3 separate regions of the Mus musculus genome follow, and regions 2 and 3 are each linked to region 1. Evidence: chromatin loops called from intact Hi-C (ENCODE). Cell type or tissue: left cerebral cortex. All regions are shown on one strand. Links, peaks and the distances in the headings refer to the core of each region. The heading gives the core; the rest is flanking DNA.

Region 1 (10,918 bases), core at 1,508-9,507:
AGCCCTATCCATTGTATGCCATTCTAGTATACTGTCTGTATATATGCATGTGCATGTACATGTGCATCTGTGTATCTTCTGTTGATTCTGTTCCCCTGAAGACACTTAGATCAAGATAGAGCTAATTGTGAGTAGGACTATAAAGAAGAGTTTATTGTACCTTACAGGTGACAGTCTGTCATTAAGGGAAGAAACTATGGCAGAGTGTTGCTTGATGACTTAGTTGCCCATCCATCCTTAACTAGCGTTCTTGTATGACCCAGGGCTGCCTGCAGATGGAATGGTGCCACCCATGGTGGAGTGGGCTTTCCTATATCTATTACTAGTCAAGACAATTTCCCATAGACCAACTGACTAGAGAAATTGTTCTCAAGTGACTCTAGGCTGTTTCAAGTTGACTATTAATGCTAATTAGGACAACAACCTAATGGCACACCTGTAATCACACACACACACACACACACACACACACACACACAGAGAGAGAGAGAGAGAGAGAGAGAGAGAAACAAACACACACACACACACACACTGAAGCTAAGTGGGAGTGGGGGGAGGGGAGTGAGGGGGAGGGTATCTGGGACTTTTGGGATAGCATTGGAAATGTAAATGAAGAAAATACCTAATTAAAAAAAAAGTTGAGTAATAAAAAATAATACAAGCCACACTCTGTCACTAGATCAGTTTCTGAATCCAGTTAGTTTACCCAGCCATGGTTAGGCAGGAAATCCTTTATTCCCATCTTCCCAGGCAATCTATGTGTACACTTACTATACTTTGTATTTCTCATCACTGAATAAATTTCTTTTGGCAATAGCTACTAGATACTGCAGCAAAGCCCACCTCTTCCTCAGTAAGCTGACTCCTCCCGGTGAAAAGCCATGGGGGCACTTATTTTGCAGCTAGTGGCTTCCCCATTGACCTTCTTAAAGGAGCTGGAGCTCTCTGAATTCTCTCCACATGGGTGGCTAATGGCCCAACTTCAGGAGTCTGGGGAGGGACTCTAGAGGGACTAGAGGATAATCCTGTGGCTTGAAAAAACTCTTCAGAAGAGATGGCATTTCTTTGAAAAGATATGCTCACACAACACAAAGGTGAACAAGCTCAGAGCCTTGGCCATCGAGAACAGCCTGTGTGGAAACCAAAGGCAACGGAGGTTTCCAGGGAAATGACTCTACCCACCCATACCTTCCAGGGTCATCTGGAAAGACACTGGGCTGGTGAGTGAGCCTCAGCTGTCAGTCTGCTTCTGCACTACTTAGCAGGGAGAAACAAAAAACAAAAAAGACACAGACACAAAGAGACAGAGAGACTCCAACTTTTACAAAGGCTCATTCTTTCATTCAACCTATTTTTCAAACTTTATTCAACATCACACCAGGAACTACACTCCTCTCATTTCTTTTGTTTGATTTTAAGTGGAATGACTCATTTCTCATTGTCTCCCATAATCCAAAGTCTGCTGTAAGTGATTTCAACAGCAAATGAACACACACACACACACACGCACACGCACACGCACACGCACACGCACATGCGCACATGCACACGCGCACATGTACATGCTCACACACACACACACACACACACACACAAATGAGCATGTGCACGCATGGAGGTGAGATGCTGTCCTTCCTTTGTTAACAGTGAAGAATGACTACCTGAAGTTTGCACAAAAAGGAAAACAATGGAATTGTCTTTACATTTTGACAGGAGCATGCTTCTAATGCCTCATTGTCTTTTTTACTTTTTTGAGCTAAATTTTCCTATCTTAGTGACTCTATTGATGGTGTTTTTTTCCCTGAAAGGAAGGATTTCACAAGTTACTCTAAAATCTTCCCATCTCCCTTCCTCCCTCTTCTCCTCCTCTTCCTTCTCCTCATTTTCCTCTTCCTCTTCCCCACTGCCTGTGACTGTCACTGGAGAGTAGAGGATGACAAATTCTCAAAAATGCTGGCCTGAGCTGGTACAACCACTCTGGAAATCAGTCTGGTGGTTCCTCAGAAAACTGGACATAGTACTACTGTTAGATCCAGCAATACCTCTCCTGAGCATATACCCAGAAGATGTTCCAACTGGTAATAAGGACACATGCTCCAATATGTTCATGGCAGCCCTGTTTATGATAGCCAGAAACTGAAAAGAACCCAGATGTCCCTCAACAGAGGAATGGATACAGAAATTGTGGTACATTTACACAATGGAGTACTATTCAGCTATTAAAAACAATGAATTCATGAAATTCTTGGGCAAATGTATCTGGAGGATATCATCCTGAGTGAGGTAACCCAATCACAAAAGAAGTCACTTGATATGTACTCACTGATAAGTGGATATTAGCCCAGAAACCTAGAATACCCAAGATACAACTTCCAAAACACGAGAAAATCAAGAAGGAAGACCAATGCGTAGATACTTCATTCCTCCCTAGAATACAGACTAAAATATCCATGGAAGGAGTTGCAGAGACAAAGTTTGGAGCAAAGATGAAAGGATGGACCATCCAGAGACTGCCCCACATGGGGGTCCATCGCATAACCAGCGACCAAACCCAGACACTATTGCATACGCCAGCAAGATTTTGCTGAAGGGACCCTGATATAGCTGTCTCCTGTGAGGCTTTGCCAGTGCCTGGCAAATACAGAAGTGGATGCTCACAGTCATTTATAGGATGGAACACAGGGCCTCCAATGGAGGAGCTAGAGAAAGTACCCAAGGAGCTGAAAGGGGTCTGCGACCCTACAGGTGGAACAACAATATGAACTAACCAGCGCCCCTCAGAGCTCATGTCTCTAGCTGCATATGCAGCAGAAGATGGCCTAGTCGGCCATCGTTGGAAAGAGAGGCCCCTTGGTCTAGCAAACTTTATATGCCCCAGTACAGGTGAACTCCAAGGCCAGGAAGTGGGAGTGAGTGGGTAGGGGAGCAGGGTGGGGGGAGGGTATAGGGGACTTTTGGGATATCATTTGAAATGTAAATGAAGAAAATATCTAATAAAAAATGTGAGAAGAAAAAAAAATGCTGGCCTAAAGGCCAGAACATGTTTCCTCTGCACTTGGATTTCCATTTGTCCCACTAAATGTCACTTCGGTTCATTTTACAGGGGCCGCAAGAGTTCATTTTCCAAATGGCTGACAGGAAATGTTTTCCGTGGTAGCAAATCAATTGGCATTTGGTGAGCACTTATTGCTACCATGATAAAATCCCTACTGTGTGAGATCTCCCTGGGCAATCTGAACTCTGTTACTCTAATAGAGTAATTGGTAGAGCAATCAAGAGATACCAATCCACCCTTAAGGCTCATCTTGATCCAGCCATGGCTGTATCTTAATCGAACTCTCACCGAACGTATTAAACGCGGCTTGATCTAAACCACCTCTTAGCAGGATTTGTGAACATCAACCTTTGCTCTCTTCACCTGGCTCTTCTGCTTACAAGTCTAACAGACCTCCCCACCTCACCCTCTAAATACACACATACACACACACACACACACACACACACACACACACACACACACCTCCTTTCTTGGCCAATAAACTAGCAATAATAGACGTGTCTAGCACTCAGAAATGGCTGCAAGACACTCCTTTGTATCTGGACAGCATTTTGCAAATGGCAAGCTGGCTTGAGGCTAGGGATGTCAGAATGACATTTCAACCCAGGTTGAGGGAGAGGACATTTCTTTCATTTCTATTTCACAGCCTCTTGACATCCTCAGCGAGCCCTGCCCTGTGTGATCCACAGCTTCGCTCTAGGCATATGCTGCTTTGTGCTCTGGGCTGAGCATTTGTGACTTTCCCCACAACTCCACTTCTTTTCAAACATGAACAGTATGTGAGACAGCCCCATTCCTGGGGTGTTCTAAATGGACTCCTGCACTCAGCAAAATACAAACCCCTTTATTTTAAAGTCACTGGAGGGCACACGACTGTGCCCCCTGGCTGCTTCCTACACCACCACCACCACCACCCGTGGAAAACATCTAAGGTACTAAAAGATGACAGAAATACCACGACAAGCCTCCAATAGAAATGGCTAGAAGAAAAAATGCCAAGCAGAGAAATGAGTGAGAAACAGGCCCTGTTTTACCTTCGAAATGGGAGACCAGTGCTCACTCTCATCTTGATCTTAGAAACTCCTTAGTAAATAAAAGAATTTAAGCATCTTCATGTGATATCTAATACATCCCCTTCAACTGACCTACACAGTGTGAACATAGGGATGGAGAAAAACACTTAGACTTGCCTAAGACTTCTTTCTCTGCCTGGGAGACAGCACTGGAATGGTATATGTTGTGAAACTTACAAGCACATAGACTATAAGTTCACTGTGGGTCTTAGGTCTCAGGACCACAGATGGTCCTCAAGAGATAAACACACCTCCCTCCCCAGGAAGCATTCACAGGGCCTGAAACAATAGCCAATCAAACAGAGCCAAGGCTCATAGCCTTTTATTTTCTTTTTCTTTCTTCTCTCTCTCTTTCTCTCTCTCTCTCTCTCTCTCTCTCTCTCTCTCTCTCTCTCTCTCTCTCCCTCTCTCTCTCTCTCTGTCTCTCTCTGTCTCTCTCTCTCCTCTCTCTCTCCTTCCCTCCCGCCCTCCTTCCCTCCCTCCCTCCCTCCTTCTCTCTCTATCCCACTCTCTCTCATTTAAGAAACAGCTCCACAGTGTCAGTTGCCTTGAGCGCCCTCATGTGTCTCAACAGAGGAATGTCACCCAAGGTCTTCTAATTGGTGCTTCTTGAAGGACAAGTTGGATGACACACACCTCTTCAGGCTTGCTTCAGGGACTTCTTAGTAGACTGAAGATTCACTAGACTCTGAGGAGCATATCCTCCATGACACTGAGCGACATCACAGTGTAGATCTGGAGGAATGAGAAGAGGAGGGATACCAATTTCACCTTGTCTACTCTGGTTTAAGCCCATCGCGTCATTTTGTCTTTTTCTCTTTTCCTCCCCCTGTCTTGACTCGCTGCACCTTGAAGGGCAGGGATCCAAGCACGAATACTTTCTCTACCACTGTGGTGGCCTTGCTGCTATAACAAGCAGATCTCAGCCTTTCCTCATCCACAGCAAAGTGAGAGAATGCCATGTTTCTTCTCTAGTATGTTCTCTTTGGGTCTCAGTCTCCTCTTTTCTCCCAGCTAACATGTCTCTGCATCCATGCCTGGTGTATAAGAGAGAGTCATCCAGTAAATGATAAACAAATCCAAGCCTATATGTTGTGTTCCAATCCACTTGCCTTATAGCATTTCCAGAAAATACTTACAACATACATCTCTTAGCAACCAGCTTTGGGATTCCTGGAGCACAGAAAAGGCAGAATAAATCTGCATTCTCCATTATTGCTGTCCAGAACTGGGTGCATAGTAGCCATCCATAAGCCAGACAGGGCGGGGGTAGAGGGTGTGGCAAGTAAAGAAACAGGTACATAAAATGAGTTTGCCATCTTAATGTATTTTCTTGTCTTGCTGCTCCCATCCTTGGTAGAGTTTAAAGTATATGCAAGAACCAAATTCACTTGGGAATTTATGGTCTACATGAAAGCCCTGCATCTTTATAGGAAAAATAAATAAAAAAGAGGAAAACTATTTTCCCCTCATCTTCCTCCTTCCATTTTCCCATCTTATCTCCAGGTTAGGAGAACATGAATCAACAATGTAGTAGAAAACACACAGGCCGAGAATCGCCAGAGAAAAGTGATCCAGCCTTGGTCAGTATGTCAGACCAACCTTGCCGGGCTTTGAATCCAGTTAACAGAAAATTCACCAAGAAACACATCATCCTGGGCTCCTCTCACCAAAAAGGCAAAAAGCTGTTCCCTGCTTAGCTTAATGCTAGCCAAAGCCAACAAAGCCTTAGAGATTTTTGGCTTAATCTTCTCCCTGAACTCAAGCCAGCGCCTCCACGAGTGCAGCCAGGGCATCGTCACCCAGCCCTTGCTGTTGGCAACTCTCTCTCATGCTTCTTAGCACTTTCTTGGCTTAGGGGCAATAGCAGAGGTACCTTCTCCTCCCATCCACTGCCCCCACAGGCACCTCCAACTGTGTAGCTTGGCTTTGGAAGGTTCCCCACCCACTGAAAGTATAGTCAAGACTTTTGTTAGGTAATCTACAACCCTAGCCGAATGCCAGAAAACGCCTGCCTTATGGAAATGCTAGATATTTCTTGCAATTAAAAAACTCCTAGCCAAAAATAAGTCAGGAAACGTCTGATGTACATGGCTTACCTAACTTGAAAAGGGGTCTTTTCCAAGAACATCCTCAGGTTGGTTCCTAAGATTCATTTATTCAAAGCACCTCTTATATCAATCCTCCTGCCTTTCTTCCTGTCACCATAGCAATCTCAGCAACCCAAATGCTTATGAAGCTCCTACCTTTCTTTTGCAAGCTGCTGCCTGGATGCTGACAAGCTCTTCCCCAAGCATAACCTTCCTGTTAAAGAGCCCTAATGCCTCCTGTTATAAGATAAAACTCAAACTCTGAAAACCAACCTCCAGATTCTTCTGTATTCTCTCAAACCCCAGGGGAAAGTTGCAAAAGAACTCATCTATCAATCGACACAGGGTTTCTAGACCCACCATCTCAAAGTCTAGCACACAGCACAGTGATGGTAGATGTTCAGATGCGCTCAAATTATGGGCTTCTGGGAAGGAACTTGGCTTTGAGTACTCATGTCTGCCATCAACTTCCTCCCTTGACATCCTTGAGTACAGAGGCACCTGTGCACTTCCCTTACACACTAGTATGGCTGATCATCATTGTATTTCCTCGATTGTTTGCCTTTCATCGTGAAACACTTGGCACAATTAGCAACTAACCTTTGGATATATAGCTGTTAATAAGCATAATAAGTGAAAAGTTAATGTCATACACACATGCACATACACACACACACACACACACACACTTCCTGATAGTTATAGGACATTGTGTTCTGGTAAGAGCTTCAGAGAACTGGGAAAAGAAACTGGATTGTCAGAGGAAAGCAATCACCCTTCCAAGCTAGTGGACCAGCCAGAGGTCAAGTGTAGATCCTTGAACAGTGCACAATGACTAGGGAAGCAGAGACTGCTGAGGAATGGAAGTCTAGACCTTCTGGTAAACCTTGCACCTATGCTCTTCTGCCTTCTTTGAAAGGTAACACTGCATGATCTAGTCTGCAATGCCATATATGCTCTATTCCTGCATAAAACCATCAACAATCGACCTCAGAGATTCCCAGAGTAAGAATTTCATGAAACACAAGCTGGCATCACTTCCCTCCCCCACCCCCCTAATTTAAATGCTCACTTCTTGTAGGTCTTTCCAGGAAACCTCCCTCAAATCTCTAGCTGTCTCTCAGGCAAAGTTCTAGATTTTGAACTTGTAGAAGGTGTCCCAAGGTTGGTCATCTTCCCAACTAAATTTCAGATGCCCCAGGTTAGAATCATGATTGCTTTCTAGACACTCTCACTTTTATAATTCCTGACATACCATGCAGTACTCGAATTAGTACTGGAGAAACGACAATACCATTAATGAACAAAGGCTGCAATGGGCAAATTAAGTAGTTTATACATTCAATCAATCAAAAGATGAGATTAACTAACTGAAACATGAAATTACATGGAATTTTCCAATTTTTAATATATTTTCTGTCTTTTATTTTTTCAAGCCTTGTCGTAGCAAACATCCCTGCTTTTTCTAACAATCTTTTTTTTTTAAGAATGAGCTATAAGTCACCTTAAGCAAACCTACTTGCTGCACACATACACACACACACACACACACACACACACAGAGAGAGAGAGAGAGAGAGAGAGAGAGAGAGAGAGAGACACTCAAAGACAGACCTGATTCTGGATGTGATTTGTAATAACAGAATTATTTTTTTTAAGTTTTCATGCGAAGTTTCAGGACTGAACCTGAAGCCACTGGCTCTGTTTCTTTTCAAGCCCATGCTGTCCCAGTCCACAGAACAACCAGAGACCCTTTTGTACTTACCTCCTGAAAAATGTTCGATGTTTTATTGTTAATCCTTTTGCCTCACCCCACCCTTTAATGACCACCTTCCTACCCTGAGAAGTCCTCTCAAGGATCATTAACCTCCTTCATAACTTAAGGACAAGCCTTCCTGTTGCCCACACTCCACTTATAAGAAAATAGGAGCTACTCTACTGGGCATGATTTGTGATTCCACTATAATTTTCCCATTAAGTCTCCAGTTTATCAGTCTCCTCTCCTACACATTCTGGTCTTTCCCTACCCTTTCTTCCCAGTCCCGCCCCCTGCCTCTTCCCCAACCCCCAAGAAGTGAACTGGTTTACCCAGCAGGTTTAGTCTTGCTTTGACCAGCTCATTGTTTCAATGTGATTACGATGCTGCCGGGCTTGAATCCACAGTTTATTAATTTCCAGGCATTTGCCATGTCCCTCTGTGGAGTGTCGTGTGAGGAGTAGTTGTGCGTGTGTGCACAGACAGTAACCAACACTCCTAGGATTGGCAGAGCCTCTGGTGACTAAGAAAACACTGTTGGTGGTGATCCAGGACTAGGGATGTAGCCAGTTAATAGAGCGCGCGGGCCAGTGTGCATGAAGCTGTGGGCTCAATCCCCAGAACCACACAGTGACAGATGTCTGTTATTTCAGGGTGGAAAGATGGAGGCAGGAGGACAGGAGTTCAAGGTCACCCTCAGCTAGACATCAAGTTCAGCCTGGGCTGCATGATGTTTCAGGTGAATCATATTATTTTAGAGGTGTATGGAATAAGATTTGAGAAGTGGAAGAGCAAGGTGAAAGGACGTGGCCAAGGTCATAGATTTAATACCTAGGAGAGCTGAGGGAAAAGCTGAGAGCTAGAGCTACCCAACCTCCGTTCACTGGGCTCATGCACAGGCATACAGCCTTCTGCCATGGCTCACATAGCAGTAAGAATTCAGGGTGTCCACAGATCTCAGCAAGGAATTATAGCTGCATACTGTAAGTGAACGCGCAAATGCAAAAAAAAAAAAAAAAAAAAAATGATGTTGAGCTCTTACAGAGAACAGCCTGCTAAAATTAGAGAGTTGCTATAGTGTGATTAAATTCAAATCTGCATCACATCTCCCTACCAAGCATCCAACATGCATTCCTCCTAGTGGCTCATTTAAAAAAAAAATTAAAGATGAATTTCACAAGTACCTTGAAGGGCTTTTCAAGTGATTTTCCTTTTGGCTTGATCAATACAGAGTTATCACTTCAGCGTGTGAAAATAGCTTTTCCACACAATCCCTGTGCACACAGCCACACGCACACACATATAAATCATTGGCAGCAGGTACTTTCAATTTGCTGGAAAATATTTCTAAGAAGTCAAAAAGCTCCAGCTGAATAAGCGTGCCTGCCTATTGGCTAAACGGACCAGTTGAAGGATCTGATTGGTCCCTGATCCTGAGGACCGATAAGACGGCTATAAAATCCCTGGGTGCAGCTCTTGGGCCCCCAGTTTGCAAAAGCCAGAGGTGCAAGAAGCAGCAGCAGCAGCAACAGCAGCAGCAGCAGCCGCCTGCCAGCCAGCCAGCCACACACACACACACACACACACACACACACACACACACACACACACACAGACAAATTCTTCCTCAAATCCTCACCTAAGCTTTCAGTATATCCAGATCCACATCTTCACTCAAGCCGGGAGAGGGAAAGAGGAAAGGGGGGGAGGAAAAAAAAAAGCCAACAACTTAGCGGAAACTTCTCAGAGAATGCTCCAAAACTCAGCAGTGATTCTGGCGCTGGTCATCAGTGCAGCTGCAGCGCACGAGGCGGAACAAAATGATTCTGTGAGCCCCAGAAAATCCCGGGTGGCGGCTCAAAATTCAGGTAAGCAAGAAAACCCAGGACCGGTTTCTCCCCCCAAAGATCTGTCCTCATTTGCCTCTCTCACTTTTGCATGTGTCTCTGTGACGGCTGATCTCAGTAATAAATGTGCTTCATGCCTGGTGATAATGAACTGCCAGTGTAATCCTATAGCCTTAGGAAGTGGAGTTCCTTTGTTTAATAAATTGCATGCAACTAACGAAGAAGCTGGGCGCTCTGCTGAGGGTATTTCATTGCATAAGCCTAGCCTGATTGCCTGAAATCTGGCACGTACCCTCTTGTTGGGGGGAGGGGGCGGGGAAAGGCTTGAATGTTGGCACGCCTCACAGCGGCTCTCTCTACTCCACAAGCTTGTGTTAAGGTAATGAGTGGCTTACCTGCTGCCATGCCTCTCCCTGCTCCTTTAAGACCTTGTAACTTGACTTCTCTACCTCTCCAGACAGCACACAGACAAGCCCCCTCCTCACACTGATTTGTGGAACCATAATCCTCAAGTCTGAAAAAAAGAAATTTTTTTCAGGGCGCATTCAGAAAAGGGGTGGGAGGACCTACACACCCCGTTCCCTATAAGCCTGCCTGTCTCCTTCCTCGCTCTCAGAGGCTCCATTCAATCGCCCATGCAGCCCGTGGTCCCTAGAAGGAAGTGCATTTGTAAAACGAAGCATTTCTTTCTCCATGGGGAAGGTCTTACTTTCCGCCCGACTCCCGCACCAGTTAACTGTATATGGTCCTGGCCTCCGGAGGCAAAGAAGCATTAGGACCCCTATGTCCCTTGACTTCTAGATCCTCGCAAACTCCTCTCCCCAACTGTTAACAGAGATGGGACCCCGCAGGTGTCAAAATGCTGCAGATGCTCCCCCTTGGAAGAGCGCAGGTCCCTGCCAGAGGAGGCCTTTTGCCTGGCTTCCTTTTGTACTTAGTTGCTATAGCGATGCCGTGATTCACAATTCGAGCTTGCCTAAAACAATAGCAGCCCTAATGCATATTAAAACTGCTTAAAGCAAAGTTATAATTTGAACCCGTGGAAATATATAATTAGGGAAATGACTTGTAACATCCCAGAGGCTGCGGGTGGT
Region 2 (10,918 bases), core at 1,762-9,761, 52 kb before region 1:
ATATATATTTATATGTATACATATGTAATCATTAAATATTTTACATATAATAATCTCCTAGGGCATGCCAAACAAGAGTAGAAATGTCCAATAAACACTATATACTGAACAGGCAAAGTTCTTGGGGCTTGAGTTCCAAGAAAGAGTTGGATTTGAATGAGCTTTCTTTCATAGACTCTGGGGTTGTGCCACCTTGAAGTACACAGTCATCCTCTGCCATCCTCCTCCCCAGTGAAACAGGATCAGTAATGACTTTATGAGGTCACAGGTAGATATCTACAAACACAAGTATTACTAGAGCCCAAATGGTCCAGCAGCCTCTGCAATGAGCATTGCATCCACTGAGGGTGAGTGAACAGAGAGAGCTCATGCCTCCTGTTCTACTTTGAGTATGAAACTACTCACATGGTCTAGCAGGTTGGATGCTTGGTCTCCACATGGTGGCACTGTTTTGGGAGGTTCTGAAAACAATGGAAAGCAAGTCTAACTGGAAAAGAATGGTCAGTGGAGTATGAACTCAAAGATTAAACCTGGTCTTGGTCCTGTTCTTTCTCTACTTCTGGCCACCATGCAGGGACCAGGCTCCACCATGAACTCATATCACAATGATGTTCGGATTCACCACTGGTCCAGAAAAACGTGACCATGAGATTGGGCTGAAACCTCTGAATCTGTGAGCCTAAGATCAGTTCTTCTGTTTCTATTAGATATTTGCTCACAGTGATAAAAATACCTTTCTGGGTAATAAAACAAATACTGACCAATCAGGAAACATGATTTTTTATTAGATATTTTATTTATTTACATTTCAAATGTTATCCACTTTCCTGGTTTCCCCTTTAAAAACCCCCATCCCATCCTCCCTCCCCCTGCTCATCAACCCACCCACTCCTATTCCTGGTCCTGGCATTCCCATATACTGGGGCATAGAGCCTTCACAGGACCAAGGGCCTCTCCTCCCATTGATGATAGACTTGGCCATCCTCTGCTACATATGCAGCTAGAGCCATGTGTTTTCTTTGGTGGTTTAGTCTCAGGGAGCTCTGGGGATAGTGGTTAGTTCATATTGTTGTTCCTCCTATATGGCTACAAACCCCTTCAGCTCCTTGGGTACTTTCTCTAGCTCCTTCATTGGGGACCTTATGCTCAGTCCAATGGTTGGCTAAGAGCTTCCACCTCTGTATTTGTCAGGCACTGGCAGAGCCTCCCAAGATACAGCTATATCAGGCTCCTGCCAGCAAGCTCTTGTTGGCATCCACAATAGTGTCTGGGTTTGGTGGTTGTATATGGGATGGATTCCCAGGTGGGGCAGTCTCTGGATGGTCATTCCTTCAGTCTCTGCCCCACAGTTTGTCTCTGTAACTCCTTCCATGGGTATTTTGTTTTCCCTTCTAAGAAGGAACGAAGTATCCATGCTTTGGTCTTCCTTCTTCTTGACTTTCATGTGTTTTGTGAATTGCAAGACTTTTTAGAGAATGTGGAAAGCAAGACAATAGCATGGGTGACCAAAATACCCTACTGCACTATAACTCTATAGCAATTACAGAGAATCCTAGAGAAATGGAGAAAGAATTTACGATGTTTGACCAATACCCCTACAGTCTAGTTGACATTTTCAACCTATTGTTATTGCCCTTGGTTGCTCCTAGAGGTTGAAGTCCCTGTTTCTGAAGAGGCCATGTACTTCAGACACAGGACTCAGAAGATTCGAGTTAGATCTGACTTGAAGGCCTGAGGACTGCCTTTCATAGTACCAAAAGTGCTCAGCAAGCTGTCAAGGGAGGGGAGCAAACACGAGTTCTACCTAGCCTATGTGATGCCTGTGCACCACAGCAGTGACCAGCATGGCAACAGTGAAATCGTGGCACTCAGATCTTGGCAGTAACCAACAGCTGTATAATTTGACTTAAGGAGAGTTCAACATGAGAAAATCATGCCTGGTACTGGGAACCTAGCCAACTACCCAGCATTAGCAAGATCATAGATCTTATAGAGGTAATAGACTCTACTATTGCCCCATAAGCCAGTATAATTCCTAACTACATTCTAAATACTTATCCTTATACCCACAGAAGTGAATCTCTCACCCCTCATCAAAGCTACTCTTTGTAACTGATAGAGACCATTACATAAAACCATACCTAGGCTGAATCCAATCCTACCTATTGTGAGAACTGTTACAAAAAAAATGGCTACGTAAGTGCCTTAGGAACTCTATTTCTGTACAAATGTCATGACCAAGAAGCAAGTTTGGAAGGAAAGGGTTTATTCAGCTTATACTTCCCAGATTGCTGTTCATCACCAAAGGAAGTCAGAACTGAACTCAAGCAGGTCAGGAAGCGGGAGCTGATGCAGAGGCCATGGAGGGATGTAACCTATTGGCTTGCTACCCCTGGCTTGCTCAGCTTGCTCTCTTATAGAACCCAGGACTACCAGGCCATGGATGGCACCACCCACAATGGGTCCTTCCCCCTTGATCACTAATTGAGAAAATGCCTTACAGCTGGATCTCATGGAGGCATTTCCTCAAGGGAGGCTCCTTTCTCTATGATAACTCCAGCTCGTGTCAAGTTGACACACAAAACCAGCCAGTACAGCAAGTGTCTCTGTGGTGTGTTGAGTCCTTCAGGTCCTTTATAGTGTGTAATATTGCTTCTTCCTTCTGTCCACACTCAGACTATGCATACATATCCACTTTTTGTCTGCATGTATTGATTTGGGGAAGAGGAAGGCATGCTGGGACGTATGCCTTCTACCAAGTATATCAAAGTGATTCAAAAAAGATCCACTCCAGAGTGGATTCATGCAAGTATATCTACTCTGCAGAGAACAAATGCCATAGAAAAGAGAAATTTTGATGTTCAGCTTCCTTGTAGACAGAGGAGAGGGGCTAGAATACACAGTGCAAAGCCGACTCCAGCATAAACCATCTCAGAAAATGGATGAGAGTGGGTGGTGGCACCAGTGGATGAAGCCAGTCTACTCTACACATTGCTTAGTGACTGAACTCTTCCCTCCCTGCTGTATCATGGTTCACACACACACAGGTGAAATCACATTTTCTTTTTTTTTTCTTTCATCATATCTTTAATGAATTCTCTTTTTTTTAGAATTAATTTTTTTATTAGGTATTTTCCTCAGGAATTCAAGGCCCATACCTAACCATGATAAAAGCAATCTACAGCAAACCAGTAGCCAACATCAAAGTAAATGGTGAGAAGCTGGAAGAAATCCCACTAAAATCAGGGACTAGATAAGGCTGTCCACTCTCTCCCTACCTATTCAACATTGTACTTGAAATCCTAGCCAGAGCAATTAGACAACAAAAGGAGATCAAGGGGATACAAATTGGAAAAGAAGAAGTCAAAATATCAGTTTGCAGATGATATGATAGTATATATAAGTGACCCTAAAAATTCCACCAGAGAACTCCTAAGCCTGATAAACAGCTTCAATGAAGTGGCTGGATATAAAATTAACTCAAGCAAGTCATATTTTCTTTTTCATTGAAAATATGTTCTCTCATACAATACATCCCAACCACTGTTTCCCCTCTCTCCGTTCCTCTCAGCTTCCTTCTCTCCTCTTCCCCAAATCCATTCTTCCTCCTTCTCCCTTAAGAAAAGAATAGGCCTCCAAGAGATGACAGCCAAACAGGGCAAGGCAAAAGCCCTCATATCAAAGTTAGACAAGGTAACCTAACAGGAGGAAAAGAGTCCCAGGAGCAGACAAGAGTCAGAGACATGCTGCTCCCACTGTTAGGAGTCTCACTAAAGCACCAAGCTAACTAACAGCCACAATCTATAGGCGAGGACCTGGCACAGACCCATGCAGGCTCCATGCTTGCTGCTTCAGTCTCTGTTAGTCCATTGCGCCCTGCTTAGTTGATTCAGCGGGCCATGTTCTCTATCCCTTCTGACTCCTACAATCTTTCTGCTTCCTCTTCTATGGGATTCCTCAAGATCTGAGGGGAGGGACACAGTGGAGATCTCCAATTTAGACTCTCTCTCTCTCTCTCTCTCTCTCTCTCTCTCTCTCTCTCTCTCTCTCTCTCTTTCCCCCCAGGAGGAGGATGCATTTACTATTGCATGACACTCACTCACTGTGTAACAATGCTGAACCAGATGTCATGAAAACATTCAATGGGATAAAATGTAAGGACTTTGAAAGCATTTTTAAAAGCTTAGGAAAGGGGCCTTGTGAGATAGCTGAGCAGTTAAGAGGGCTTGCTGCTGCTCTTCCAGAGGACCCCAGTTTGATTGGTTCCCAGTACCCACATCAGGAGGCTCACACTCACTTATAACTCTGGTTTCAGAAGGTCTGATACCCACTTTGGCCTTCTGTGTGTACCCATATATGTGTGGCATATACACACAAATATGCAGTAAAAATAAAATAAAATAAAATAAATATTTGGTTGATTTTTTAAATTTAGATTTATTGTTGCTATTTTGTTGTTGTTGTATTTGCTGTTGTTTTGTTTTGCCAATTTGATACAAGCTAGAGTCATCTGAGAAATGAAAACTGTATTTGAATGACTGCTTCTCTCAGATTGTCCTGTAGGCACCTCTGTGGGAGAACTTTTTTTTTTTTTTTTTTTTTTTGTAGAAGGCATGAGGTCCTTGGGCTCACAGATAGCACTAAGGAAAGTAGGAATGTTAAACTTGTAGGATTTTCTTTTCAATGGAAGGATTTATACCTGTTTCCCACCCAGAAAAACTGGGAGTGGATGTAACTAATAACCTAGTGATTTTTTGCTATCTAGAGAGACAGGTCTTACTCAAATACCTTAGACTCCTGAGTGTTGATTCTCAGTCAATAGAATCCATTCTTATGAAAGAGGTCATAGTTTGTAAACGAATCTTACTATTATGCGTATCCCGGAGCCTTCCTCCATAGACCTTCATCCTGAGCACTGTTTCTCAGTCAATAGAGCCCATTCCTATAGAAGAGGTCACAGGAATTTTACAAAAAGACATGGACTTTGTAAAGGAGTTTTGATATGGCCCCGCCTTATACTTTATTTTGATAATTGTCACAAGGAGACCTTTTTTCCAAAGTTGTACTGTATTTAAATATGTCAAGAATAAACTGCTTTGGGTCAGACTCACGAAGCTTGTGCCAACACCAGCTGACTAAAATGGACTCTCTTCTTAAATCACATCTCTCATCCCTCTGCTGACTATAGCATTTGCAGCCCTCTACCCCCTCCCCATTTTTGATTAATGATTCATGTGGGAGAGGCAAGCCACTGTAGGTGATGCCACTTCTGGGCATTTATACCCAGGTGGTATAAAAAAGCTAGGTCAACCAGATCTGTAGAGCCAGCCTGTGATGAGCTTTCTTCATGGTCCCTGACTCTGCTCCTGTTTGACTTCCTGCTTGGCTTCCTTCAATGATGGACAGTTCCCTGGATGTGTAAGATGAAATCATCTCTTTCTTCCTCTAATTTCCTTTTTCTCATGCTATTTTATCATAGCAGCAGGAACATCTTTTTTTTTAAAAAAAGAAAAAGGATAAAATAGGTCATCAATGAAATTTGTTATTGCTACTTTTAGTGTAAGTTTGCAAAACCAGAATATTTCAATATCTAGAGATGAAATACAACATGATAACGAAGGAAACATCACTTTGTATTGGGCATCAGCTAGGGTGTCCTGCACAGACCATGTGAGATTTCACTTGGGGCATCAAGACAGGAACAGAATGTTACGTAACAGCAGAATTACTAAGCCTTCCTATAACTAAAACACCCATCCCTAAGGCCAGTCCTTTCCTTGGAAACCACTCATAACACAGTCCCTTATTATCTTTCTCTCTCCCAGTCAACTGTGCAAGTTCAGACTCAGTATCCCAACACATGCCAACCACACAGGCCTTTCTGTCCAGCCTTGCTCCAGCCCACTCAGTACTGACAAATTAACTGTCTTAATTAACTTTGGTCTGGGATTATCTAAGTCCTTCACCTAAAACCTTCAGCATTCCTCACGAATTACAGAATTGAATCCAAACCCTCTGGACACTGCAGGGAGTGCTGCAGCCTCCTAGTGTGGAGTTCGCTCATCCTTTCCCTGCCACCCTTGGATGAATCCAGCCAAAAACCTGCAAGCAAGCCAGCCTGTACAGGCTGGTTCACCTGCAACTGCCTGTGGCACGGAATAGCCTGAAGAAGGCTCTGAAAGAACATCCCCAGAAAAGCACAGGCACAAATGTAGCTTCTAAAATGAAGAAATGCAGGGAACGAGATCCAAATGTGTCCAAAAAGCAGGAGTTGATGTTCATATCGTCTCCAAGTGATGCTATTCTAGGCTGAACAAAAATGTCAGCGCTTGTCCTGGATCTCAGCCAATGTGTCTCCAGAGCCCTTGCTTTAGATATGTGGATATGCAAATATATGCAAACTGAAATAAAGAACTATTTATGGGTTAGGAAGTCAGGAAGACTGTTGTACAAATACCAAATCTGTTCGATTTCAGCAACAATCGAGAATGTTTAAATATGCACACGGCAGTATCAAGTTGGCAAAATTCTAAGTAATTTATCACCCACACTTGTCCCAGTTATGATTCACAGGCAAATGTGCAGACTGACGCAAGTTTCTTGGAGTTAGCTTTACAACCAGAATCAAAACCCTTTGAGTTGTGCTCTCAGAGTCTTTAATCATAAAAATTAAGTTATGAGTGTCCATAATTTTCACACCCAAAAATGTAACAACAAGGATATTTAGAAGAGAAATGTTTAGAAGAACAAAATTTTGAATATCAATTAAGAATCTCTAAAAGGTGAAATACGCAAATAATTTGGGATATGCCTGCATACAATATCTAGTGTGACCATATTGTAGAAGAATGTGAAGCCCTAAGAAGACATTGTGATATATTGCCAGAAAAATAAATGTGGAACTATTGTAACAGTATGATACTTCTAATAAAGTGTTTCAAAAGCTTAGGGATTAAAATAAAATATGATCAGTGGTCTTCTTCAGATGATCAGATTCAAGGGTTCTCCCCCTGTAATTTATATATATTTGCACTTATCAGTACTTTTCAAATTTTCTGCATGAAACACTTTGATAATGAGAAAGGCACAAAAAAAGAACTATAAATTAGTATAAAATTGCTTCTTTTCTATGGGGAGTGGTTTTGTACAAGAGTCCTCCAGTGCACTGTGGTGCCATCCAAGCTGTGAGTTATATAATTCCAATAAAGAAGCATAAGTACTTCCGAAAGTGCACAGATTGTGAAAACCCTCTCCCTCCCCAAGTGTAGGGAAGGAACAGGAGATACACGGCACTGGTGAAGACATGGCCCTCTTCACCGAACTCTCTGTTCTGTTTAAATGCACACACACACACACACACACACACAGAGAGAGAGAGAGAGAGAGAGAGAGAGAGAGAGAGAGAGGGAGGGAGAGAGAGAGAGAGGGAGAGAGGGAGAGAGAGAGAAAGAAAAAGAAGAGACAAGAAGAAACCCTCCATTCTGCAAAACCCTTTGTGAGAGTCATCTCAAAAAGAAAGGCTTCTTGTCTGGCAGCTAAAGCAACGTATCATCATCTGACTCTCAACAGTTAAATGAGAAAAGTAACCAGAGATGGGGAACAAGGCCAGCAAAAGGAATAATGGCTGACAAATAAAACAGCCACTAACTTCCTTCTCTAGGTCTCAAAGCTACTTATGTGAGTGTGGCTGATTAAATAGTCAACATCAAATTCAAAATTGCGTTGTAAGACAAAAAAAAGTGATATAGAAGGAAATTACAGATATTATGAAATGAAGCATAGACGGTGGATGTGTTCTCCCCGAGGGGAAGCTGCTCCTTGGCCAGACCTGAGTTCTCACATCCCTAGGTATTTGTCCTGTGCACATGTCTCTCCCTGGTCAGAGAGACCTTCTGGGGATGCTTGTGACCGACACTGACCAAGCTATGGCTTGTAGCTTTTTTGCTTTAATTCATTCACTGTTTCGCATGTAGCAGGTTCCAGTCAAATGCATGGTCCAGTTAATTTCTTGTGAAAATGTGAGAGACCAGAATGACCCTCCCTGTCAGTGCGCAAGAGTTAAAAAGGTTCCAGCAGAGTCTCACAATCAATATCTCACAACTGATTCAAGGATGCAGAGTAGCTCCTGCCTCCCACCCTCATCACCCAGAAAGCTTCCCCACCCAACGCTTGACGCAGTGGGGAAGGTCCTGGCAGCAAAAGCCATCCCAGGATAACATGGTGCAATTTATTAAACCTCTCCAAGCTTCTCATCTCTCGTCTATAAGTAGCCGCAGAATAACAGAAAGACTAATAAGCAACGTTGTGTGATAGAATCTAGCCCAGTCTCTGGTACCAAGTGCATAACTGTTCAGGTCACTTCCTTGCTCCCTCTTTCTCACTCATAATTCTTCATCTCAGAGGGAGACAGAGGTAGGATGGTTTCCCCAACGAGAGGTCGTCCCGATTGGTTTAAGTTCATAGTGAGTTAAAAGTTACCAATATTCAATGCTTCCTCTGGAACTGCTTCTACAAATAAGATAAAGCGGGGGCCAGTAAGATGGTTCAGCAGGTAAAGGCACTTACCTCCAAGTCTAAGAACGTGAGTTCAATTCCCAGGACTATTTATGGTAGAAAAAGCTGTGAATGAATACCCAGTGGCACCTGATACTCTTTAAGGGTCATCCTTGACAGCTTTGCACTTCCTGGGTCAAGAGCCCTGGGTCACAGCTATAAGTTGTCCTCACACTACCAGAGAGCTATAGCATACAAATACACAAATACACTAGTAGCAATAAAATAAATTTAAAATGTAAAAATGAAGAAAAAAACATTTAATTTCCGAAAGACAGTAAAAGAAGATGAAGAAGAGGGATTACAGCCAGGCAAAGCAACGTGAAGGTCGGAAATAGGTGGATTTCAAACTTAATCAATGACATCGCCCAGCGTTAGCTCTCAGACCACCAAAATTAGGTGAAATTAGATTCAGTGTTGTAGACAGTAGGAACATACACTGAAGTCTAACAGCTGTGTAGAATAAGTTCGAAAGTCAAAACTCCGGAAAGTCTAAGGAGCCCTGAGACCTGGCCAGGACCCACTCACACGAGTCCTGCAGAAGCAGCGCAGTAGCCTGTTTAGAGCTGTGCCAAAGGACAATCGACAGCTCGACATGTATCTTCTTCCCGCTACCAAAACTGGAGGACATTGGACAGCAGGTTGCTTCATGCTGGGAAGCCTCACTCCTCCCACCAGTAAATGAAGAGTACCAATGGGTCACCGATGCAAATCTGGGAGAGTGGCTGGCAGCACCCATCCCTGAGAACTAGGATGGGGATTATCTATGAATTAAAATGGCTACTGGGTAATGAGAGGCATTTCATACCTGGTCATAAGTTCCTCAGCTAAGGCAGGCCAGTGGAGAATTGAAAGATAATTGCGGGGGAGGGAGGGATTGTTCCAGAACAAAGACTCCTCTGCTCTGAGGAAAAGCCTAGCCTGGTGAATGCAGGGTCACAGCCACAGCACTGCCCAAATCTAGCAACTGCTTCTCATACAAAGCGATAGGACCACTGCAGTCCCTCCCTCCCTCTCGTCCCTTCCTCTTTCCCTCTCTCTCTCTCCTCCCTTCCTTTTGTCTGTCTCCTGTTGTTTTTGGTTTGGTTGAGTTCGGTTGGGTTTCAAGTCAAGAAAGAAGAAGGCTACCAAGCTGGGTACCATCTCCTAGGTACTTCCACGGGATCACATGTCTCTCTCTCAAAAAAAAAAAAGTTATTTTAAATGATGTAAGTGTGGAGGATTTGGAGCCCCAGAGATTAAATTTCTGCTGAAATGCACATGGTTTTGGAGGGGAGGAAATGAGCTCTTGACCCAGGGAGTGCAAAGCCTTCAGGGAAATGCTTCTAGGCCTGATAGAGAGAGTATCGGGTGCCACAAGCCATTCACGGCTCTCAGCAGATTGTAAGGTAGCAGGAGATCGCACCTGGCTGGGCAGGCCTGACTGGGGGTGGAGGAAGAAGAGAGACACCTGTCTCAGCCTGTCTCACATATACGTGCACACATTCCTAGGCCTGGGAACTTTTTTCCATCACAAAGGCATGTTTTATGACTATGTTTGTATTTTTTATGACTGAACAATCTCACATTCATCTAAGAGGAAGTGGGGACTAAGTGGCCTAGGAGATGTGACACCTGGGTCCTGCCAGCCTGGTCCCATTGGAGCTCAGATGACCCACTCAGTTTGCCACAAAATCCAGACATCTCCCTCTGCCCTGCCAGCCACCTGCTCTAAGGGCAACAGATAAAGTTTGTAAGGAGAATCTGGCTCTCCTCTGTCCTCTCTGAGCCCCAGTGTTCACAGATGTTAAGAGGCTCAACACAGTCTTCTCCCATAACACCCAAGGAGGTTCTTTATGAAGCATGGAGAACCATGAACATGTGACATTAACAGCCTTGTCATCAATGTTTCATTCACAGTCAGACACCCAAGGCTTTCACAATGTGTGTGTGTGTGTGTGTGTGTGTGTGTGTGTGTGTGTGAACAAAGATGTTTTTACATAGGACAGGAAGGTCTCAACAGATACAGCACTGTCACTGTCATCCTCAAATGCCTGCCATCCACGGAAGAAAAAAAAAAGTAAGTCCCTAACATAATAGATCAGTTAGTGACAGGGGATATCCCAGGCAAACTCATGGCTTAGGATCTTGAACAGTTAGACCAGAAAAACACCATGGAAGTATGAACTGTGATCGTGGAGAAGGCTCTATGAAGGACTTGTCATGTGAGTCCTCGGCAAAGAGCAGGAAGAGCCAGGAAGCAGTATAGAACTGGACCTGCCTTTGCCCTGTTGTCCTGTGCATCTGTAAGACCTCCACTAGAGCTGACACTGTGACCCACTCTTCTCTGTCACGGGACCAGTACTTGGTACACTTCTCACCACAT
Region 3 (10,918 bases), core at 1,392-9,391, 290 kb before region 1:
ACACACACACGTACATAGACTTAAACTTAAATATCACATATAATAGAAAACATGCAATATTTGTATCTCCAAGCTTAAATTAATTTAACATAATAATTTCTAATTTCATCCTGTTTTTTTTTTTTCAAATAACATCACTTCCTTTTTCATTTCAGCTGAATAAAATTCCACAGTATTCATATGTCACATTTTCTTTCTCTGGTCTTCTGTCAACATAATGAGCATCTAGACTTGGCTTCATATCTTAGCTGTACACGGATGTGCAGTTATCTCTGTGCTATGCTGACCTTCGGACCTTCAGGGTCACACTGGGAAGTTGCAGAGGTGGGTAGTTTGTACATTGTTGATGACTCTGCAAACTGGATTTCAGTGTGGCTTGTCAATTTATATTTATACCGGACATATGTAAAGATTATGATAGCTTTAATTTTCCTAGCCTAATGCTTGGCTGAGTTTCTATAAGAGTTCCATCCAAAAGCCATCTGGTCCAGTGCATTATTTGCTCTGAGCAGGAACTAATCCTCATTCATGTGCTTTACAAGAACTTGTGTGGCGATCCCTACCTTCTTCAAACAAGACATCTTTCACATATCTTTTGGATATTCAGGGCTTACAAACTCTACATGCTACATTCAAGTGAAGATTTTACTTCAAGACAAAGTCATCATAGCAAGAAAAGACAAAACACACACATCAGAATTTCAAAATATTACAGATAGTTGAAACTCCCATGGATTCTGCCTCCACACAGGACCACGCTGTGTGTATGGTCTGAACCACAAAGATCTATGCAAGGGATCATGGCATTAAAGGTTGACCTAACAAACTTCCATCGGATCTTTCTGTCAGAGCATATTTATCAGAGCTACCAATAAAAAAAGAGAAACTTTGGAAATTGCTGGGGATAGTTCATTGCCTAAACAGCACACCATAAATGTCACTGACCTTGTCTTACTCAAGAGTCAAAAGCATTCAAACCTCCATACAGCCTCAAAGGTTAAAGCATTGTGCTTACATTCTAGCTTTTATAAACTCCATTCCTGCATTTGCCTTCTAATTCTTGGCCATAGCAGGCTAAATCTAAATTCCTTGGTGATGCCCCTTCTTTTATACGTTTTACATATTTGCAAAACAAAATAAACCACAACTACTAAGGTCATCTGTATCTCTGTATCACTAAAGAGATGTGAATACATCTTTAACGAAACATTTTGTTTATTGGCAATTCTGGAAGATTTCAGTGCAAACTTCTCTGCAACCCCCCATCAGCCTAGCAAGCATGTTATTACGTCTGCCCCTGCAATGGGCACCTCAGGAAGGGTGCTTGTGGATCAATTCAGTAGAATAAGCAAGTCACAGTTAAGGACATGTGGAGTCTCTACTGTCATCAGTTTTAGATGCTCCTGCCTTTGCTGATTATCAATATTATCATGAGTTTAGTTTCTAAAAACATCTCATTGAAGAAACCTCATTAACAACCGTGTGAGTTGAGATGAGCTGGATAGAAGCTGAATTTGTGATCTGACAAGATGGCCAGGCTGTCTCCGGGATCATCAAGGAGACCCAAGAATCAGTTCCTGGCATTATAGCAGAACCAGATGAAAACAACACCCATGATTTTCCTATGGTCATTGCTAGCCCCAGGATTCCCCCATTTGAGGGAGGGACATTTAAACTTGAACTATTGCTTCTAGAAGAATACCCAATGAAAGCACCTAAAGTATGGTTCGTGAAGAACATTTATCATCTTAATGTCAACAAGTTTGGAAGAATATTCAGATAATTTTGAAAGGTAGGCGGTTCCCTGCACTGCAGATCCGCACAGTTCAGCTCTCAGTTCAGGCTTTCTTAAGTGTTCCTAATCCAGGTGATCTATCAGTAAATGATGTAACTGAGCTGTGGAAGATCAATGAAGCCCAAGCATAGAAACAGCGAGAGCATGGGTAGGCTTTATGGCATGAGGAATATTTAAGTTGCTCAGATCACCAAGTGTGCATCACTTCTTCTTCTTTTTTCATTTATTTTTTATTAGATATTTTCTTTATATACATTTCAAATGCTATCCCAAAAGTTCCCTATACCCTCCCTCCGCCATGCTCCCCTACCCACCCACTCCCACTTCTTGGCCCTGGCATTACCCTGTACTGAGGCATATAAAGTTTGCAATACCAAGGGGCCTGTTTTCCCAATGATGGCTGACTAGGCCATCTTCTGATACATATGCAGCTAGAGACACGAGCTCTGAGGGTACTGGTTAGTTCATATTGTTGTTCCACCTATAGGGTTGTAGACCCCTTCAGCTCCTTGGGTGCTTTCTCTAGCTTCTCCATTGGGGCACCCAATGTGCATCACTTCTGCTCTACCAAGATGTCTTCCTTTTGTTGTTTGCATTTAAACACCATCTAAGAAACAAAACAGATTAAAATCCCAGGCACCGTCATTTTTGGTGATTACACACACATTTGCAAATCTCTGCCTTGTCCTGGTTTGCTATTGTAAAGCATGAGCAGAGACTGGAAGTACCATCCGGGTTGTTGAGAGACATTTAAAAGCAGTGACTCTCTGCTTTAACTCATTTCCCCATTATGGTCTAAGTGCAAGGCTCTGTGAATGGAGGTAGTTGTCAGGGTTAGGTGCCAGGGGTATGGGTGGTTTTATTTTTTTAAATGGGGAAATTAGTTTTATTTTAATTTTATGGTATCTTTCTTCCTCCCCATGCTTATGAGATCTAACTGCAGTGGAGCAAAGCAATTCGTCAGTTTTTAGTATATGTTTAGTATATGTTCTTTAGTGTATGTTCTCTATCCACGTACAACTTTAGATGCGATAGATGGATGGGCTTGGTTGTCTGAACTGAAATGGGAATATTAAAGAAGCGTCACAACTCTCCCTAATAACATTGCGACTTCACTGCCAAGTGTAGATTCTCTGTACCCCCTTACAAAGATAGAACAAGCAGAGGAGGAGGGAGAAGAGGAAAGTCTGTGACCATTTTGTATGGCTTGTCTAGAAACTTCTGTAAATCTTATGTTTTAGTAAAACATTTTTTTGTTATTCAAAAAGTAATTTCAAATACAAATTCTGTTAATATTACAAAAGAATCCAAGGTTGCAACAGTATTCCTTGACCTTTCCAGAGACCTAAATGAATACCTGAAGGGCCAAGCCTCTGTCAATTGCCCAAGACACTTGTGAAAGTAGCTACCCACTGTATATTACACCACAAGGCATCATTGGCATAGATCTTTGGTGAGTCTTATTTTAATGAAATGTCCATTCTTCCTTCCAGTGTAAAAACAAATTAAGCTAAATAGACTTCTTTATTTAAATAACTTCCCTGTTGGGTACACCTCTATCTTTATTTATGCATCAGGGCCTGATGTTTAAGAAGTACATAGTTAAGTTGTTGTTGTTATTGGGGAATTTCCGTTCATTCAAAGAGATCTTAAGAATCTAATAATCCTTCCCTGCACTCTGCCACCAGGATACAGGGCATGTTCTGGAGCATCCATTACTTTCATATGAAGGTGCATTCTGCAGTTTTCTGTCTGTTTAGTAACATGCCCTTCCCCATTTGTGTTCCCTAGTGGACTGGTATACTACCTATAGGGCATGCTTGTCTGCTTTCCCAAGGCTGTTTGTCTATCTGATCTTCTAAATTACCTTCCCTTTATTCATTAATAAAGTCCCATTTAATGGGCTAATAACTGTTTCTTTACAATGTTTTTCTGTATCTTACTGAAGGAATGTTTTTGTTGTTTAGTTTAGCAAACCTCTACCTTGTCCTGGTTTGCTATTGTAAAGCATGAACAGTGACTGGATGTCCCATCTGGGTTGTTGAGAGACACTGAAAAGCCGTGACTCTCTGCTTTGACTCATTCCCCATCATGTTGAGTTTTACACTAAATGTTCTGCTAACATAAAGTAATTGTTGACTACAATTTGGGTTCCTATCTTGGACTCACAATGGTGGATTTCTGGGGACAAGAATACAGTTAATAGGGATATTAGTAAGTCCAAAATTGAGTTGAAGAATCTTCTTCATAAATTTAAACTTCATAGAATATGGTGCTTTTGAACCCATGCCAAAATAGATTCTTTGGTTAAATGATACAGAAATGTATAAACAGGAATCATAAACTTTAATAATTTTCTGTTTTAGGTCTCTTCAATGTTAGGAAAAAGTTGCTTCAGGCATTAGATAAACATATCCAAATCCAGAAAAAAACTCTAAACAGAGAAAGACCTTTGGCTGTACATCTACTTGCCACCTGTATAGGTGGGCCCAGATCAGATTAGCCTAGTAGAGCCTGGAGATGCATTTAGTCTCTGAGGTTTCTGTGATGAATAGGACGGTTTTAAGGCACAGTTCAACCCTCTGAGGGAGATAGCTGTATCCATCTTTTCTTCTCAAATCCCACGGAATGAAAGTTTGATGTCTGTTCATGGTTCACTTTATGAATTCTGAAGTCCAACCCCAGAGTGAATTGAAGATGGGTCCAAGTCCCCTCTAAATCCAGACAAAGACCTTAATGGACATGGCCACTGCCTATCCCACTACCCTCTTGAAGTTCATAAAAATTTTCACAACAACTTAGAAGTCAAGTTTCTTTCATCCTGCTTTATTTTATTAGATATTTACTTTATTTACATTTCAAATGTTGTCCCCTTTCCTGGTTTTCTCTCTGAAAACTCCCTCTCCCTCCCCTCCCTCTTCTCACCAACCCACCCACACCTACTTTCTGGCCCTGGCATTCCCCTACACTGGGGCATAGAACCTTCATAGGACCAAGGGCCTCTCCTCCCATTGATGATTGACTAGGCCATCCTCTGCTACATATGCAGCTAGAGCTATGATTCTCACCACTTTCTGGTTGGTGATTTAGTCCCTGGGAGCTCTGGGGGTACTGGTTAGTTTATATTGCTGCTCCTCCTATGGGGATGCTAACCCCTTCAGCTCCTTGGATCCTTTCTCTAGCTTCTTCATTGGGGACCCTGTGTTCAGTCCAATGATAGGCTTCTAGGATCCACCTCTGTATTTGTCAGGCACTTCATCCTGCTTTCTTTTTTTCCATTTTTTATTAGGTATTTAGCTCATTTACATTTCCAATTCTATACCAAAAGTCACCCATACCCACCCACCCCCACTCCCCTACCCACCCACTCCCCCTTTTTGGCCCTGGCTTTCCCCTGTACTGGGGCATATAAAGTTTGCGTGTCCAATGGGCCTCTCTTTGCAGTGATGGCCGACTAGGCCATCTTTGATACATATGCAGCTAGAGTCAAGAGCTCCGGGGTACTGGTTAGTTCATAATGTTGTTCCACCTATAGGGTTGCAGATCCCTTTAGCTCCTTGGGTACTTTCTCTAGCTCCTCCATTGGGAGCCCTGTGATCCATCCTTTAGCTGACTGTGAGCATCCACTTCTGTGTTTGCTAGGCCCCGGCATAGTCTCACAAGAGACAGCTACATCTGGGTCCTTTCGATAAAATCTTGCTAGTGTATGCCCATTTCCCAAACCAGTTGCTAAGCTTCTTCCCACAAATCCTAGCTGTGGCCACTGGGTGGCACTAAAAGACTTCTATCTGAAACTCCTGTCTGCTTTAGCTGCAAGTAGCTAAAATCTCCCCAAAAAGTCCATCAGTCAATTCAGGCAGGGATTATCAGTGTCCAGGATGGATCAGTTTGGCTCAGAGCACATACAGGAGGACCTTATGTTACAAAGTAAAGACCTGCACATTAGAACTGTAATTAAAGAGATTTTTCTAGATGCTTTCCAGAGTACCTAACATAGTTGCAAATTAGTCACATGAATGGAGCCAGAGAAATCTATAGATTTCCTCTCCAGAATGTTTAGTTAAATAGGGGAGGAGCAGCCAAACCCCTTTATGTTAATGCATTTGAATAAGGAGAGACTCACCATTTGGGCATCATTGAGACTGAAGAGATGAAATAAGGGATGAAGCACTGGCCACATACAATTTGCACAAGTTTCCCCTTGGAAGCCTCATATCACTTGTGACTGACTTCACTTCATCCTGCTAAGGTAATTACAATGCCCATTAATACTTAGTTTGTAAGTTTAAGTAGGAGTAGCAATCTGAGAAGGCTTATGCCCCACAATTTAATAAGCTATTTCACCCTTACCAATGAAAATGCCCCCAGTCCTGGCAGAAGACTCTGAAGGGAGAGAGTCCAAGAGGCTCTCAAACCCATTAGAGTCAGAAGTTTTTTGGTTGATGTAGGTGCTGAAGCCATGTTAGCCTCTTCTTTTGTGTAAAATTGCAGATGTTTAATCCATGAAGTCTAAGACTGCTGTGGTCTTTTTATAATCGCAAGTTAACACACTCTCAATAATATTTATAACAACTAGAGAAAGCACCCAAGGGACTAAAGGGAACTGCAACCCTATAGGTGGAACAACAATATGAACTAAGCAGTACCCCGGAGCTCTTGTCTCTAACTGCATATGTATCAAAAGATGGCCTAGTCGGCCATCACTGCAAAGAGAGGCCCATTGGACTTGCAAACTTTATATGCCCCAGTACAGGGGAAAGCCAGGGCCAAAAAGGGGGAGTGGGTGGGTAGGGGAGTGGGGGTGGGTGGGTATGGGTGACTTTTGGTATAGCATTGGAAATGTAAATGAGCTAAATACCTAATAAAAAATGAAAAAAATAATATTTATAACAATAATATTTGTCATCTCCTCTCTCTCTCCCTATCATTTTTAGTCAACCCTAAAAATACATTTTATCTGACTATATGAGTTGCCTCACTTCTTCAAAAACACCTCATCTTTTCCCCTGTCATCATATCCACTGCAAGGGGACTCAGCAAGGCTGTCTCCCCATTAGCACAGGTGGTCAAGGCATGCACAGGTACGCACAAACCAAGTGACCAGTTTGAACCAGAAAGCTAAACAAGTCACCTTGGGGAGAAAGGCCTGTCAACCTTGGTGGTCATCTCTAGCCCTTATGCCCATCATCTACAGCCATCCTGACCGGCGTCCTCAGCACTTCGGTAGCTGTGGAATATTCCAAATGATATCAGAAAAGTTCCTACTCCGAAGTTATGAGTCAAGTAGACTTACTTTTATGAATAATATCAGAGGTGGAGTTTGCCTCAAAACATAATTCTAAAAGCAGCAAAGCAACTTGGGACTGCAGAAGAACCTAACTCCCATTTCAAAATGGATCTGAGAGATAAATGTAAAAGCATCTTCAACTCAAAGCTTAACCCCTTAGCAACCAGCCTGATGGTAGAGCAAACAAGTGGGTTCCGTCTTTCATGAGCAGACCCAAGCCTTTGCATCCAGCTTATACAACTTCTGGACCAGACAGGAGCAGCTGCATACATACCCAGCTTTGGCTGACTCTCCTTACATTTTAATCTCTCTTGTTATCCATTTGGTGGCTCTCCCTCACCCTGAAAGGTCTACAGATACTTTTCTACCCATTAGCAGGTAGAATAATTCTGTTACCAGAGAATAGGTGTGGGGAGTCAGAAGCCTGCTAAAAGCAATGTGCTCATCCCCTAACCTGTTCCTTCATCTTTCTCCTAAAGGATACCTTAGTTAGTATTTAAATGACATAAAATATGTGATCTCAACCGTCCCAACTGAAGAGCTAACTGCGTGGTATTTCTTTGTTTGGGTGTTTGGTATCCAGACCACTATGAGCATACTCTCTCTGTCCCCTCTCCCTCTCCCTCTCCCTCTCCCTCTCCCTCTCCCTCTCCCTCTCCCTCTCCCTCTCCCTCTCCCTCTCCCTCTCCCTCTCCCTCTCCCTCTCCCTCTCCCTCTCCCTCTCCCTCTCCCTCTCCCTCTCCCTCTCCCTTCTCCCTCTCCCTCTCCCTCTCCCTCTCCCTCTCCCTCTCCCTCTCTCCTCTCCCTCTCCCCTTTCCCTTTCCCTCTCTCCTCTCCCTCTCCCCTCTCTCTCTCCCCTCTCCCTCTCCCCTCTCCCTCTCCCCTCTCCCTCTCCCCTCTCCCTTCTCCCTTCTCCCCTCTCTCCCTTCTCCCCTCTCTCCCTTCTCCCCTCTCCCTCCCCCTCCCCCTCCCTCCCCCTCCCTCCCCCTCTCCCCCTCTCCCCCCTCCCCCCCTCTCTCTTCCTCCCTCCCACGTGCCTGTGATAAGGGCAGTGACCAAGGAGGCCAAAAGAGGACATCAGAAGTCCTGAAGACAGAAATACTTGCAATTACCAGGTGCCTAATGGGAATGCTGGGAACTGAACTCAAGTCCTCTGCAAAGAGCAGAAAGTGCTCTTAACCTCTCTCTGAGTGTGCTCTCAAGCTGGCTCTGTGGGATCTTATTTAAAGGAAAAGGGTGCAGTGCTTACTGAAGGTAAATGAAAATCCCAACCAACACTGGCATTGGCAAGACAGGCCCATTATGCAAATTTTCAAGTCCTTCTCTCTGTGTACCAGAAACTGATTGAGCCCCAGCTTTGACTCACAAGATAGATGCAAAGAATCTTGGGGGAAAAATTACTCTTCAAAGTTCTGTGGTGTGTTAACTAGTCAAGACCAGTTATCAAGCTGAGTGTGTTATTTGCAAAACATTAGTGAAGAATCTGATAGGTCACGTTTGGGGGATAGGGTTGGGAAGGGTGCTAAATACCATACCATAAATCCATAAGTACCACTGTTGTTGCCTTGAAGAAAAAACAAAAGGGCATTTTCAGTTCTTCTGTAAACCTGCTCTCTACATACAGCCTCATCACTAAACCTCAAGCCTGTATCCTTATTGAATTACCACACCATGGTTAAAAGTTGAAGTTATAAAAAGTAAAACTTGCCCGTGGTGGCACATGACTTTAATCCCAGCACTTGGGAGGCAGAGGCAGGTGGATTTCTGAGTTCGAAGCCAGTCTGGTTGTCTACAGAGTGAGTTCCAGGACAGCCAGGGCTATACAAAGAAACCCTGTCTCAAAAAAAAAAAAAAAAAAAAAAAAAACTAAAAAAAAAAAAAAAAGTAAAACATTGTTTTATGAGTGAGTATGTCTTTTCTTCCCCAGTTCTACAATGACTGAGTTCATTTGTTAACTGCTAACTTATTTATTGAGTGGAAGATTTAAAATGCTTTGATAGTAAATGAAAAGTATGGGTACCGATGTATTAGAAACAGTCACTACAAGGCCACAGTGTAAAAAACAGACTCTGTAATCATCATTCAAGAAATGCCTCCAGAAGTTTCTACCTAAAGGAATTTAGCATTTCTAGATTTCTTCTTAGGCTCTTATCACTCAAGCAGGGTCCCGAGAAGTACAGACTGATACCTAATTCAGTTGTTGAAGTGCCATGCTACTCAAAAACAATAACAAACAAACAAAAATACAGCAAAACAAAAACAAAAACAAAAACCAGCTAGACATGATGCATTATAGCAACGAATGATTTTAATTATCAGCAATTTTAGGCAGTAGGTACATGGGAACTTACTATAGTTATTTTTGTTCTAGACATTTTGTTGACTCTTTGAATATTTGCTATACCAAAAAAATTGAAACTTAATTTAAAATTAATCTATTATAAATCTGTAAGAATTATAACACCATTTGAAATAAGATTAAAAATGAGTACTGTTTTTATTAAAGCAACAATAGTTCAGGAAGTACTATTAAAGAAGATCTGTAAGAAAGTAATGCCAACTTTAGAAGGAATATGGTGGAGCAGAAGGGATTAGATGACCCCCTACTTGGCAAGACAAAAACCTGAAGACTAATTGCCCTCTGAACTCAGCAGAAATAAAACGAATACCAATCTGCTTTCTGGGAGATATCTAGCATGTGGGAACTATGAAGATAAGAAATTAACTGAAATTATTTTCTTATATCAAAATGTCTCAATGCTAAGGTTATAATTTCTCTCTAAAATACTGTTAATGGCACTTTAAGAAAATCACCCTCACATTCTTTAGTGGCACTGAGTAAATGGTCCACATTTATCAAAAATGGCATTTTTTTTCTCTGCACAGATATGTTCATGGAACAGATTTGTTTAAAACGATTATGTCTCCCCACCCTTCAAACATTCTTCTTAAGAGATTCGTGTCAGAGAGCCATCTTTCCTTCATGTCTATTTTTGTAATTTTCTAGGAGTTCAATTAAACATGCTTGTTCAAATTCAGTTAAATGTGCTAGTAAAAATTAGAAGTCATATAAAAAGTGTTCTTCCTGAGAAATCAATTTAGTTTTCTGTGGATGCTGACATTTGTGTGTGTGTGTGTGTGTGTGTGTGTGTGTGTGTGTGTGTGTGTGTGCATATGTGAATGTGGGCTTATGTGTACGTGTGTGTGTACGTGTGTGTACGTGTGTTGTGTTAATGAGGTGTCTTTTTCACTCACTCTCCTCCTTCTTGTGTGTTTGAGACAGGGTCTCTTTCTCACTTTTTCAAGGTCATTGTCTAGTCAGTCAGACTGAACTGGCCAGTGAGTAGGGACGGCCTGTCTCTACCTCCTCAGCACTAGGATTCACACCACAACATGTTTTGTGGGATGGAACTCATGTTTTCATAGCAAGCACTTTACCAGTGGAACCACCTCCACGGTTTTAGATTCTGCATTCTGTTGTGAATTATAAAGCTTTAGTACATGTGGTGCCATCTATTCTTCTTTGTAGGTCATTTTGTTTTTTAAATACAGAACCCAAGTTTATCCTCAGAAATCTTATCATGCTAATCAAGGATCTTGACTATTCTAAGCATTTCATAACTGGTAGCCTGCAGTTATTCATTTATTAGTGACAAACAGCCCCAACAGGAAGTTCATATAATATTGAAATTGGAGGGTGACTTTCCTCCCCATGTTTATTGTCAAGGAACTGTCACACCAGTGCTATCATTTGGGAGAGTAGAGAGTAGGGGTGAACCTTGACTTACTTCTCACTTCAATGAATCATCATCATGAAGTGAAATAAGGCTGTGGTA

The links. Peaks named below come from ENCODE experiments on the same cell type or tissue, not always from the same donor. Only the 100,000 strongest peaks of a DNase experiment are listed, where the experiment ranks them.
Region 2: a loop joins it to region 1, with 4 times the contacts of the local background. A loop is called at or near these places in 5 of 42 quality-filtered maps.
Region 3: a loop joins it to region 1, with 9 times the contacts of the local background. A loop is called at or near these places in 23 of 42 quality-filtered maps.

Annotation. Positions count from the first base shown.
Region 1 is chr14:69,019,663-69,030,580 of GRCm38, forward strand. It overlaps Gm41192 (a long non-coding RNA gene), which reads right to left and starts at 10,828. Exons shown (of 4, transcript XR_003951016.1): 1 at 10,534-10,828; 2 at 10,220-10,338; 3 at 4,768-4,866. It overlaps Stc1 (stanniocalcin 1), which reads left to right and starts at 9,627. Exons shown (of 4, transcript NM_009285.3): 1 at 9,627-9,845. The coding sequence starts at 9,728. In left cerebral cortex, for the core only: CTCF peaks have their summits at 4,714 (motif pointing left) and 9,129; DNase peaks (open chromatin) are centred at 4,712, 5,238, 6,023, 6,348 and 2 more places; H3K4me3 peaks cover 335 bases; H3K27ac peaks cover 225 bases.
Region 2 is chr14:68,967,489-68,978,406 of GRCm38, forward strand. No RefSeq gene overlaps it. Among named protein-coding and RNA genes, the nearest start is that of Stc1, 56 kb to the right of the region's middle. In left cerebral cortex, for the core only: no CTCF peak of the experiment used is centred there; DNase peaks (open chromatin) are centred at 5,329, 6,328 and 7,191; H3K27ac peaks cover 970 bases.
Region 3 is chr14:68,730,385-68,741,302 of GRCm38, forward strand. It overlaps the pseudogene Gm46476. Among named protein-coding and RNA genes, the nearest start is that of Gm31281, 69 kb to the right of the region's middle. In left cerebral cortex, for the core only: a CTCF peak has its summit at 5,564 (motif pointing right); a DNase peak (open chromatin) is centred at 5,569.